Regions from separate parts of the Homo sapiens genome. Here region 1 is linked to region 2. The links are chromatin contacts, found by Hi-C or POLR2A ChIA-PET in ENCODE. All regions are on one chromosome and are shown on one strand. Each heading gives the region's core, a stretch centred on a gene start or an enhancer-like site at or near the end of the contact. The rest is flanking DNA. Distances are from core to core; before and after follow the strand shown.

The links. A loop is a pair of places that touch in the nucleus more often than their neighbours do. ChIA-PET counts read pairs that join two places held with the same protein, here RNA polymerase II (POLR2A). Pooled maps may share reads with other maps.
Region 1: a pooled map shows a loop between it and region 2 (2.0-fold over the local background). The contact joins two enhancer-like sites. A Hi-C loop is called at or near these places in 1 of 50 pooled maps. POLR2A ChIA-PET finds 5 or more read pairs at or near these places in 2 of 52 experiments (OCI-LY7 and activated CD4-positive, alpha-beta T cell).

What each region holds. Positions count from the first base shown.
Region 1 is chr1:205,597,898-205,603,766 of GRCh38, forward strand. It overlaps SLC60A1 (solute carrier family 60 member 1), which reads left to right. Exons shown (of 10, transcript NM_181644.5): 9 at 1,234-1,354; 10 at 2,509-5,021. The coding sequence ends at 2,564. Among named protein-coding and RNA genes, the nearest start is that of ELK4, 31 kb to the right of the region's middle. RefSeq lists an enhancer at 2,068-3,267. Within about 2 kb of position 1,599, at least 18 of the 41 ENCODE cell types and tissues checked have a DNase peak (open chromatin) inside an H3K27ac peak, as active enhancers do.
Region 2 is chr1:203,326,016-203,331,038 of GRCh38, forward strand. No RefSeq gene overlaps it. Among named protein-coding and RNA genes, the nearest start is that of FMOD, 23 kb to the right of the region's middle. RefSeq lists enhancers at 1-212, 1,522-1,621, 1,822-2,011, 2,671-3,307. Within about 2 kb of position 1,961, at least 39 of the 41 ENCODE cell types and tissues checked have a DNase peak (open chromatin) inside an H3K27ac peak, as active enhancers do.

The DNA of each region.
Region 1 (5,869 bases), core at 349-2,848, 2.3 Mb after region 2:
TCTGACAGGTGAGAAGATGCAGATAGCCACCTTCTGAACTCAAACTGTCCCTTTCCTGAGTCTCCAGCAAAGCCAGCAGGGCCCCCTGTGCCGTTGTTACCTGTTTCCGTTTCCAAGCCAGCCCTGAGAGCTGAGCCTCCATATGTGGGATCTGGAGATGTAAACGGATGCATGGAAAAGTCCAAAGCAAACACAAGCCATGTCTGGGAGCAGGGCCAGAGGGGGCCCGTGGGAATGCTGTTTAGCTCTCAGAGCCTGAGATGGGTTGGAACTGCAGTCAGAGTTCTTTTTCCATCCCTTCGGAACCCACCACTCCCTACCCCACCTCTCACAGCCTCTGGCCACCCTGCAGAGGGCCCAGCTTCCTGCTCAACTCCTGCCCTGACCGAGAGGGCCAACTCTTCCAGTTCTATTCAAATCCACCCATGTTTCATTTATTCACCAGGAAAAAAAAAAAAACAACCTAACATCTACTTTTTATTGAATACTATAATGTAGATATTATTCCCCTTTTTACAACAGAGGACACGGAAACTCAGATGAATTTAGCAACTTACCCTAGGTCAGTCACACTTCCAGAAACTGACAGAGAGGACCTCACATCTAGATCTTCCGGCCTCCAAAATCTCCCTCATTGTGACTCCATTCTCCTTTCCTCCTCTTTTGCCCTGCTGGAGGGAGGGGAAGAGCTGCATCTCACCATACCCTCCTCATTGAAATGATGTGACATCTGGGACTTGCTTTAGTGTAACCTAGTGCAGAAAAGAAGTGCAAGGCCACCAATGAAACCGGTGCTGACTGCTAAAGTTGAGTGTTGGGTTCATTGGAGCTCCATATACTACTTTAACATGTTTTAAATTCTCATAATAAAAGAGTAAAACAATATATCCTCTGCAAAGTTCTGGTTAGGGCTTATGGGTATAGAAACACCTAGTATGACTGGAGCTTCAGTGATGATAGAGATCGTCAGAAGGTTCCAGAACACAGAGCTGCAAGGGACTGCAGGGGGTCACCAGGTCCAGTCCCTGCCTTAGAGCAGGACTTCGGCCTTCTCCAGACACATCAACTTGAAACAAGGCCAAGGCCTCCCTCCTCCCCGTGATTCCATCTCTTGGTGTGACGGGCCTCAACTTAGCTGAAAAACCAGCCAAGGATGGAGAAGGCTGCTTCCTCCGATACACCTTCCACGTGAAGTTTTAATTGTCTGTCTCTCTGTGTTTTCCCCTTTGGCAGATATTCCAGGCTCAGGGCAGCTATAGTTTCCTGGTCTGTGGCGTGATCTTTGGTTGTCTGGCTTTTACCTTCTATATCTTGCTCCTGTTTTTCCACAGGATGCACCCTGGACTCCCATCAGGTAAGGAAAGTATCTGTTTCTACACAAGAGGAGGAAAACAGAGCCGGGGTCGGGGAGCGGGGGAGCAGGAGATGCTATGGATCTTAACGTGCCAGAAACGCTGCTCTGTTCCAAGTAAAATGCAAGGAAATGTTTATTTTTCTACAGCTTCCTTTTCCTCTCTTCCTGCTTTCCATACGATTGTCTGCGCTGGACTCTTAAGATAGGCGAGAGCTGGGTCGGCTGACTCATGGTTTCTCCATTAGCAGAGGGGTATGGATTGTGAACTTGGCTTCCTGCATCCCACCATGTCATGGGACCATGAGCCAAGAATCTCTTTCCAGCCTGTTCAGGGAACTGAAAGGCAGAGCCCGACTCCTTGGCTGGAACTCAGCCCAACGGCCTAATTGGCCATCTCTTTGCAGTTCAGGATTTTGATTCTAGTCCAAATCTTTTTTTCAAAAAGAAGTCCTTCAGGCCAAGTAGCAAAGAAAGTCTCCTTCAGGGCACAGACACCTCCTAAGAATAGTCTCCCTTCTAGAGACCCCAGGCAGGGGGAGTCCCAAAGCAATTTTCATAACCCTGAGCCCTTACCTGCCCTTTTGCCCACTGCTTTCAAAGTGCCCAGGGACTGCATCGGCTGTGTGCAAAGCCAGTTCTTAAGAGAAGGTGCCCAGGCGGAGACTCTGTCCTCCCTATAAAAAGCAAAATCATCACAAAAAGACTAAAGGAACAGGCATTCACCATCCGCTCTCAGTGGGTGAACATATCTACGCTCTAAACGCTCAGTACAAAGGCCCAGAAGGAAAGGTGGCCCCCAAAACAGCACTAACTATAGCCTCACTTCTGAGACAGCAGTACTGGTTGCACACACACAGGAGTTTCATTTAAGACCTACATTCAATTAATATTTGCTGAACATTAAATGAATAACACTTAATGGGCTCCTTATTCATGGGAGACAGACACATTCCCCAAGCCCTAGACAGCAGTCTCAGGAAACTGCCTCCACCAACTGTTCGCCAGAACTAGGGGGTCTGACTTTTCACTTTGCTCCCTCTAGAGCCACAGAATGGCAGAGAAACAAACAGCCTGGGTAAGCTCTCAGAATGAATCATCACTGCAACTCATCAGAGCTGCTGAAACATGCTACCTGTTTTGTTTTTCTTTTGTAGTTCCTACCCAAGACAGATCAATTGGAATGGAAAACTCTGAGTGCTACCAGAGGTAAAACTGGGTGAAGAAGGCAAGAGAAGACTTTCAGCCTCTTGATCACCAGCACGACCATACTGTTTCAGAAAGCTGGGTGGTGGTGGAGGCGCTCTCTCAATGGCTATTCAAGTCTTCTCCACTAAAACTTGGTTGGGTAGAGGAAATTAAATTGAGTCCTGGTACCTGGTCAAAATCATTAGAAGTTTACCTGGCTTCTCAAGTTATCTTCTTCCCTGGTTCAGACTGTTGGTAAGAGCTGTCCAGATACCCAGATGGGAAGGAAGGAGACAGCCGCGCGCTTCACTCCATTTGTCACCTCATGCATGGACCATACTCTGGGTTTGAGATCATTCTTCATTGAAGTTTGTAAAAATAGGTTGAAATTGTAAAGCTCCATGATCATTGCTATATGTAGATATATTTCAATTTAAGCAAAACAAGCTGCAAGTTATTCCCTGGCATGCTCAAAGGATTTTCGTGCTTTTCACTTAATAGTCCAAAGTCTCTTAAATTCCTGCTGCAGACATCAATAGCTTATCTATATTCTCAAACACCAAAAGGAAAAGTTGAATCTTGCTCTCTTTGGTATACTAATGTAGTGGTATGCTAAGCTGGCTCATACCAACTTAGAAAAGCTGATTGTAAAATTTTCATTTTGACAGCTGGTTATTAAATGCAGCCATTATTAAAAATCAAATCATACAAACTTATAATTAAATCAATTACATTTAAAACAAAGGTAATAAATATTCAAAGCATATCACTTCCTAATTTGATCTTGATGCTCTTGAGGTAATTTACGTCCATGGTACCTGTGTGGTGGAATTACTATATATGATGGTGTGCTACTGTGCACCTTGTCTCAACTCCACTCTTCGTGATAGCATGTTGGTAGCTTGAAATCAGCCTGGTGGGAGTATTACCATGGACACTGGCAAAAGCTACAGATCCCGGAGAGCCAGTGGTTAAACATTTACCAGCATACCACTGCTAGTAATCAAGGCTAACTGGTCCAGAAATCGCCCAGGAGAATGAAATGGATGTTCCATTTTTTTCTACTGACATTGACTAGCATATAAAAGGTATAGAAACAGCACTAAGACTTTCTGAAAATACCTAATGAAAATTTTACATCTTTTTTTGTTTTTGTTTTTGTTTTTGAGACAGAGTCTCACTCTGTTGCCAGGCTGGAATGCAGTGGCGTCATCTCGGCTCACTGCAACCTCCGCCTCCCAGTTTCAAGCGATTCTCCTGCCTCAGCCTCCCAAGTAGCTGTGACTACAGGCGCATGCCATCACGCACAGCTAATTTTTTGTATTTTTAGTAGAGACGGGATTTCACCGTGTTAGCCAGGATGGTCTTGATCTCCTGACCTCATGATCTGCCCGTCTCGGCCTCCCAAAGTGCTGGGATTACAGGCGTGAGCCACTGCACCCAGCCAAAAATTTTACATCTTTTATAGAGGGAAAAAAACTCTTTATACCATGGCAAGGCCTTTTCTTTCACAAAAAGCTGGGCCTACTGAACAATTCAAGCTGTGCAGTAGTAGACTGAAAGCAGGATTTGTTGAGGAGTTACAGCTCCTGTCCAGAGCAAATCCTGTAGTGATACAAGGAGAATGTAAACTTGCCAGCTTAGACAGGGATCAGTCCTGAGACTGCTGGCAGTAGCAAATGGCTATTAGAGTAACTGTATAATGGTTTTGCCTGCACTTTCTCTATGTATATACAAATGTACATGTATAAATATAAAAATTAAGTGATCATGGTTCTTGGTAACCTGTCCCAAGTGCTGTGATTCACACGCCTGACACTAAAAGGTTCTTCCTGGTCCAGTCAGCCAGCTGTGACCACCAGCAGCACAGCTGAGTGCTGAGAATCTGGCTGGAAAGAGAAACGTGGCTCAAGTGCTGGCTCACCTTCTAGCTGTGTGGCCCTGGGCAGGTTACTGAGGCTCTTCCAACCTCACTTTTCACATGTAAAATGGCATTTCTAAAAGTACCTACCCTACCTCAAAGGAATTCTGAAAAAAGTAAGTGAATTTGTATAAAGCAAAGCACTCACAATATGCCTGACACACAAACTGCTTAATAAATGTTAGTAATTTTTAAAACCTCCTCATAAGCGGCTTAGAAATTATTCATGTTTGGTACATATTTATTGCAAGTCAAGCAGATCCAACTTTTTTGAAAGCTGGTGGTCTAGGAGTATAGTTTTAATTATATTTGTAAATACTCAAAAGTATTAGATGCCAGTCTAATTTAAATGCAGTCTGACTGTAGCGAGTAACTGACCTGGGCAATGAAAAAGCAGTTGTATTTTTCTTGTGGTTTTTCAAGAAAATATCCTTTTTATACAGATTTAGAAAGAAGAATCAATGGCTATATCGAAGTTGATTGTGACTAATTTGTTAATACAGAAAACAACATTAACACAAATCTAAGAGTACCTTTCCTAAAATAAAATATTTAAACTTATTAAGTGTGTTATCCATTATGAAGAACAATTGATCCTCTTGCATACACTCAGAAACAAATGGTCTGATGTTCCCCAGAGGCAGGTCTCTCTCATACTAATAAGTTAATGTGGCTTATATTTTAGAAGAAAGAAAACTGTCTCACAAGGGAAACTCTGAATTTTTTTAAAAAAAGATAAATAAATAAATAAATAAATAACCTCTCATAGCAGGGCTAAGTGCCACTATTCCCTATTACATAAAATCAGAATAAGGAATAAGGAAAAGGCAGGTCGATTCTTACACCACACGCTTCTCAGTTACACAAGTAGGACTTTCTTCCTCATCTTCCTTTCAGGAATTTGGACATTTCAGAATCCTGTGGAATCACCCTGTTCCCAGATTTTCCTCTGCTACTTGTATATGGAAATCTAACCCATCAGGCACATCGGATTCACTAAAAGAAGACACAGTGACATAGAGTTCTTTTAGAGTGAATTTCGTTTATTCAGTCAAAAAGGATTTGTTAAGCACCTGCTATGTTCAAGGCACTAATCTAGGTACAGACATACAGTGGTGACTGAGACAGAAGTCCCTGCCTCACAAGGATTATACCGCAGGTGAAGACATACAGACAGCAAACAAATACTACACGTAACATGCCACAGGGTGAGGGGTAATGTAGCACCATAGAGAAACATACATACAGGGAATATGGAATAGGATATGGGAATGCCACAGGGTGAGGGGTAATGTAGCACCATAAAGAAACATACAGGGAGTATGGAATGGGAATAGGGAATGTCAAGAGATGCTCTAGGGCCAGGCACAGTGGCTCACACCTGTAATCCCAACACTTTGGGAGGCTGA
Region 2 (5,023 bases), core at 711-3,210:
TTCTTCCTGTACCCCTTCCCACCATTCCCCATCTTCAAAGTTGGTGTCTGCCCTAAGCGAGATCCATTTTGAAAATATACAACAAAGCTGTGACGTTTGGGGGATGAATACTTCACTTTTCTCCGGCTCTGAGGCATGCTCCAGGCTGGGCCAGGGGATCAGGACTGTACTGATGGGAGGATTTTCTTGGCTCCATTTTTTTTTTTTTGCATAGTGGTGAAATTCACCTATAAAATTCAGCATTTTATCTGTTTTCATTTTATATGGTGAAGCCACACGGGGAATCTCTTGGGAGTCTGGAGAAGTCTTGGGAGTCCTAAGGACCTTAACTGAAGTCCTGCTCTTGGGGGGCATGTGGTGTTTCAAAAGGCAACCATTCTAGCCTTTTCCTTTGGCAATATAGCAGGAAAGTCCCCGTCTTCTAGAGCAAAGTCAGATGGGTTTCCCAGGTGGAAACAGACTACCTAGGTACAGCTAGCTCTGTGACAACAGGCAAGTTACCTAACTTCTCACTGCCTGTTTTTTCATCCTTAAAATAAGATAAAAGTAGTTCCTAGTCGGTATTGTTGGGAGGATTGATTTTTGTGAGGTGCTCAGAAGGGTACCCAGCTCTTAGAAAGTACACAATAAATGTGATTAAATATTATTATGGCCATTACTAGAACAGGAGGCATTCATCTAGGTTACACAATGGAAACTGAGATAAACAGGACTGGGGAATTGAGTATGAGGCCAAAGGAAAATGTGTGAGGGGTAGAAAATGTGTGAGGGGTAGATCTGCCTCTGCCCTTTCTCCCTTGTGTAACTGAGCTATGGTTGGAAAAGTGAGACCCTATCGTCCAGACCCTTGCTTTGTGGCGGTTTGGGCATTATTGTTACATGGGGAGAAGGTGTGCGATTTACGTCTCCTGCTTCCCGGGGCCCTTTTCATTCTCTCATTAGCACCTCCGGGCCTGCAAGGTCAGCTGGTCCCTTTTGGGGCACACACTGCAATACAGCACTGTCTTCAGTTCATAGTCTGTTCTGCCTCAGAAGTTAGGTGGATGATTTTTGCACCTTCTCACGTTTGCAAGTCCCTCTTCCTCAATATGCTTGGTGGTGAGGGTAAGGGGACAACGGTGATGCCTTTCCACCCGGGACCGTTGCGGCCAAGGCGATCCCACACGGGCTGCCTGGAGTCAGACCTGTCCAGCAAGGAAGCTTCGGGGAGGAGGGAGACAGCGCCGGCTGGGCGTGCAAAGGCAGGCAGGTGACCCTCCCTCCGTCCCGGATATGGGCCCTCGGCCGCTCACCCCCCAGCCACCCACCCACGTCCCTCAATCCCCACGAGCAGCTGACTGGGACCTGAAAGTGCCACCAGACGCCCTCACAAGTCTGCTTTCTTTGCTGGGAAACAGCAGCCGCGCCGCAGCCTCCGCCCGCTCTGGGGAAGCCCCACCTTGGCAACAAGCCGCTGATTGGCTGGCTCGGGGGCGGCGCGGGCCAATCCAAGCCCGCCCTGACGCCGCGGCGTTTGGCCGAGAACTATTAAGAAAAAAAAAAAAAGAAAAAAAGAAAGGTGGGGCCGGGCGCTAGGTGGCTTCCCAACGGAGTTGCTCCCCCGGCGGCTGTGGAGAATGGGGCCTTTCAGAGAAGGGGGAGGCGGGGAAGGGGCGAGGCGGGGCGGCCGTTGGGCTTGGGCCTTTTCGCCACCTGCCGCCGGAGCTCAGGTCCCTAAAACCTCGAAGGCGTCCCCGCTTCTCAGGTCCTCCTCGCAGCTTGAGCGACTGCAGGGCCCCGCCCGGCGCTTCTTGAGCAACTGGAGGTTCGGGGGTGAACCTCTGGCCCTTTCCCGTCCTCCCTCCAGAGTCCCTCAGGCTTTGGGCATTGATTTCCCCAAGTTCGGGCTCAGGCCCTCTTCCTTTTCTTCTCGTGCCTCTGCGTGCTTGCGCCCTCCTATGGGCGCAGTTACTTGAGCTCTGTCTGCCATCGCCAATCCGCCATCCTCTAAAACCAGATTAACCACCCCCTCCATTGTACTGTGGCCACGGGCGCCAGCCTCAGCCTCTAAGACAGCATACAGTTCCCCAGCACGTACATTGTAAACGTCGTTTAATGTATCTCGAGTGACGTTGTTCCCCCGCCCCAGGACACAGAAGCACACACACACCCACAAACTCAAAGAATTCGGCACAGTAGCATTGAGATTTAGACTGAAGAGACAGGTGACCACGATTCGACTCTAGCCTCTGCCACTTTCTGGCTGTGTTACTTTGAGCAGTTACTTAACCTCTCTGAGCCTCAATTTTCTCCTATGAAAAATACTAATGATAATAATGGCACTATCTCCTCTCATTATTGTGACAAAATGCCTGGCACATAATTGCCTAATAAATGGTGATATTATTTTAGGTATTAATAACAAAGGAATGAGCATTTCTTTCTCACATTTTACCTCAGCTCACAATTCTTGGTTTAGGTGCTGGGGATAGCACTAGATCCTAAGGACATTTAAAGTCCTATGAGTAAAGTAATTTAAGACTCAGAATAAAACTTGGTATGGTTTCAAGGCCCTGGGATGGGTCCTGCGTTTGGCTCCTAGATTTTTACTAAGGGAGAATTATCTTGGCAAGACTAGATTTCTCTTTTCTTCAAGGTCTTTTCTTCACATTTCCACCTCTCAAAAATTTTTAGAACAGCAGCAAGCAAGGACTTACAACTCCCTTTTTAATAGGATTTAACTTTCTCCTTTTGTTAGGTAGAACATTCCATAAATGTTCTCTCCATATATGCACATTGACACTTAGATGGGCTTGTTTGTTTTCCCCAAATCCCTTTCCTGAAGTCTTTTCGTGTCACCTGGAGACTCACCCCTTCTGCATTCTCTTGCCTGCCCCAAACATACCACATGCTGATACATCATACATTATCTTCAGTGGACGTGGAGACTGGTTGTTCAGTGCTCACAGACCCCTGGCGGCTGTCCAGTCCTATCACCTGCTGGGCTTGGTTGATGTTTCACATTGTTAAGAACAAAAGCAGTGATGCGTCTGGGGCATTTCAGTGACGCCTGACGGCGAGGTCAGGGAAGAGGGTAAGGAACACACAAAGATGGGATACAGTTCAATGGGGAGCCAGTAAGACTGGGGTTCTGGGGTTCAGTCTTGAGTCTGTGCCTTTAGGGAGACAAGTCAATTAAACGTGCTAGGTCCCAGTTACCCTGTCTTGTAAAGTAGGCTGTATCATACCTGTATCCTTACCGCATAGATGTGTCAGGGAAAGAAATGTCATAGAAGTGAAAGCACTTTATATTTTCTGGGTTAAAAAAAAGGTGTGGCGCCGGGCACGGTGGCTCACGCCCGTAATCCCAGCACTTTGGGGGCCGAGGCGGGCAGATCACGAGGTCAGGAGATCGAGACCATCCTGGCTAACACGGTGAAACCCCGTTTCTACTAAAAATACAAAAAATTGGCTGGGCGTGGCAGCGTGCGCCTGTAGTCCCAGCTACTCGGGAGGCTGAGGCAGGAGAATGGCGTGAACCCAGGAGGCGGATCTTGCAGTCAGCCAAGATCGCGCCACTGCACTCCAGCCTGGGTGACAGAGCGAGACTCCAACTCAAAAAAAAAAAAAAAAAAAAAAAAAAAGGTGTGTGTGTGGTAGGGGTGGGTGTGTAATGGGCTATTAAATCCATTTCATGCCACTCTTTTTATTGGGCCCCAAAGAATATGATTCCACAAGTGTCATTAAAAACTTAGGAATGCAGCTCTGTGTTAACTCTTGGGGAGTATTAGCAGGAATCATATGATATGATCCCTACCTTTAAAGAATTTACAATCTAACCATGTTGCTCAGCTAACACATGAAACATTGATGTGTGGCCCTACTGTGGTTTATAACAATGGTTCCTCAACCTATCCAGTTCTGTCCTGCAATAAAAGGATCATCTGGTGATGTGACAGTGGAGCCGATCAGCGGATGTGCCTCACCCCAACCAGCACAAGTGCTGGCCCCTTACCTCTCCCTTTCTGTCCTTGGCAGTGTTACAAACCATCCTTGCTGCTGCCTTCAGTGTTCATGAGCCATGGCCTGATGCCTTGAGTCCTGGGCTTGGGATGATAGTGCATTCATTGCGGCCTTCTCTCCTTCTCACCCTTGATGCTGCCCTTCACCTGCAGTCACACAGTACCTGTTCCTGATGCTTTCCTGCCTGCACCTGCCACTGCCACTGTTCACAAATGCCAATACAGCCATTGTAGCTGCAGCTGCTACTCTGGGGTAGACCCTGGATAGGACATTGGGGGTGCTGTTGTCCCTGCCTCTTCCACCCTGGGATAAAAGGGCCATCTCCCTTCCCCCTTCTACAAGAGGAAGAAGAGTGCTAGTGTAGCCCTCTAATCTCTGCATTTGCTCCTGAGGCCAGGTAACCAAGGAAAGATGCAAGGTAGCCAGGTGCAGTGGCACACATCTGTAATCCCAGAACTTTGGGAGGCTAAAGTGAGAAGATTGCTTGAGCCCTAGGAGTTCGAGACCAGCTTGGGCAATATAGGGAAAACTTTTCTATACCAAAAAATTTTAAAACTAGCTGAGCTGCACTGAGCCATGATTGTGCCACTGCACTCCAGCCTGGGCAACAGAGTGAGACCTTGTCTCAAAAAAAAAAAAAAGTGCAAGGAGCTCATCTTTTCCCACAGCACACCTCCTTGGTGGAGGGTGTTAGACTGGGTTGGCAAGAGGACCGGTTCTGTTGCTGCATGCTCAGCAGGCAGCTCCCAGGTCCCGGTTCCGGTTTCCCAGTGCTGGGCCAGCAGACTCTGCTCCTTTCCTTTTTTTTTTTTTTTTTTTTTGAGACGGAGTCTTGTTCTGTCGCCAGGCTGGAGTGCAGTAGTGTGATCTTGGCTCACTGCAACCTCCGCCTCCCGGGTTCAAGTGATTCCCCTGCCTCAGCCTCTTGAGTAACTGGGACTACAGGCGCTCGCCACCATGCCCTGCTAATTTTTTGTATTTTAGTGGAGACAGGGTTTCACCATGTTGGCCAGGATGGTCT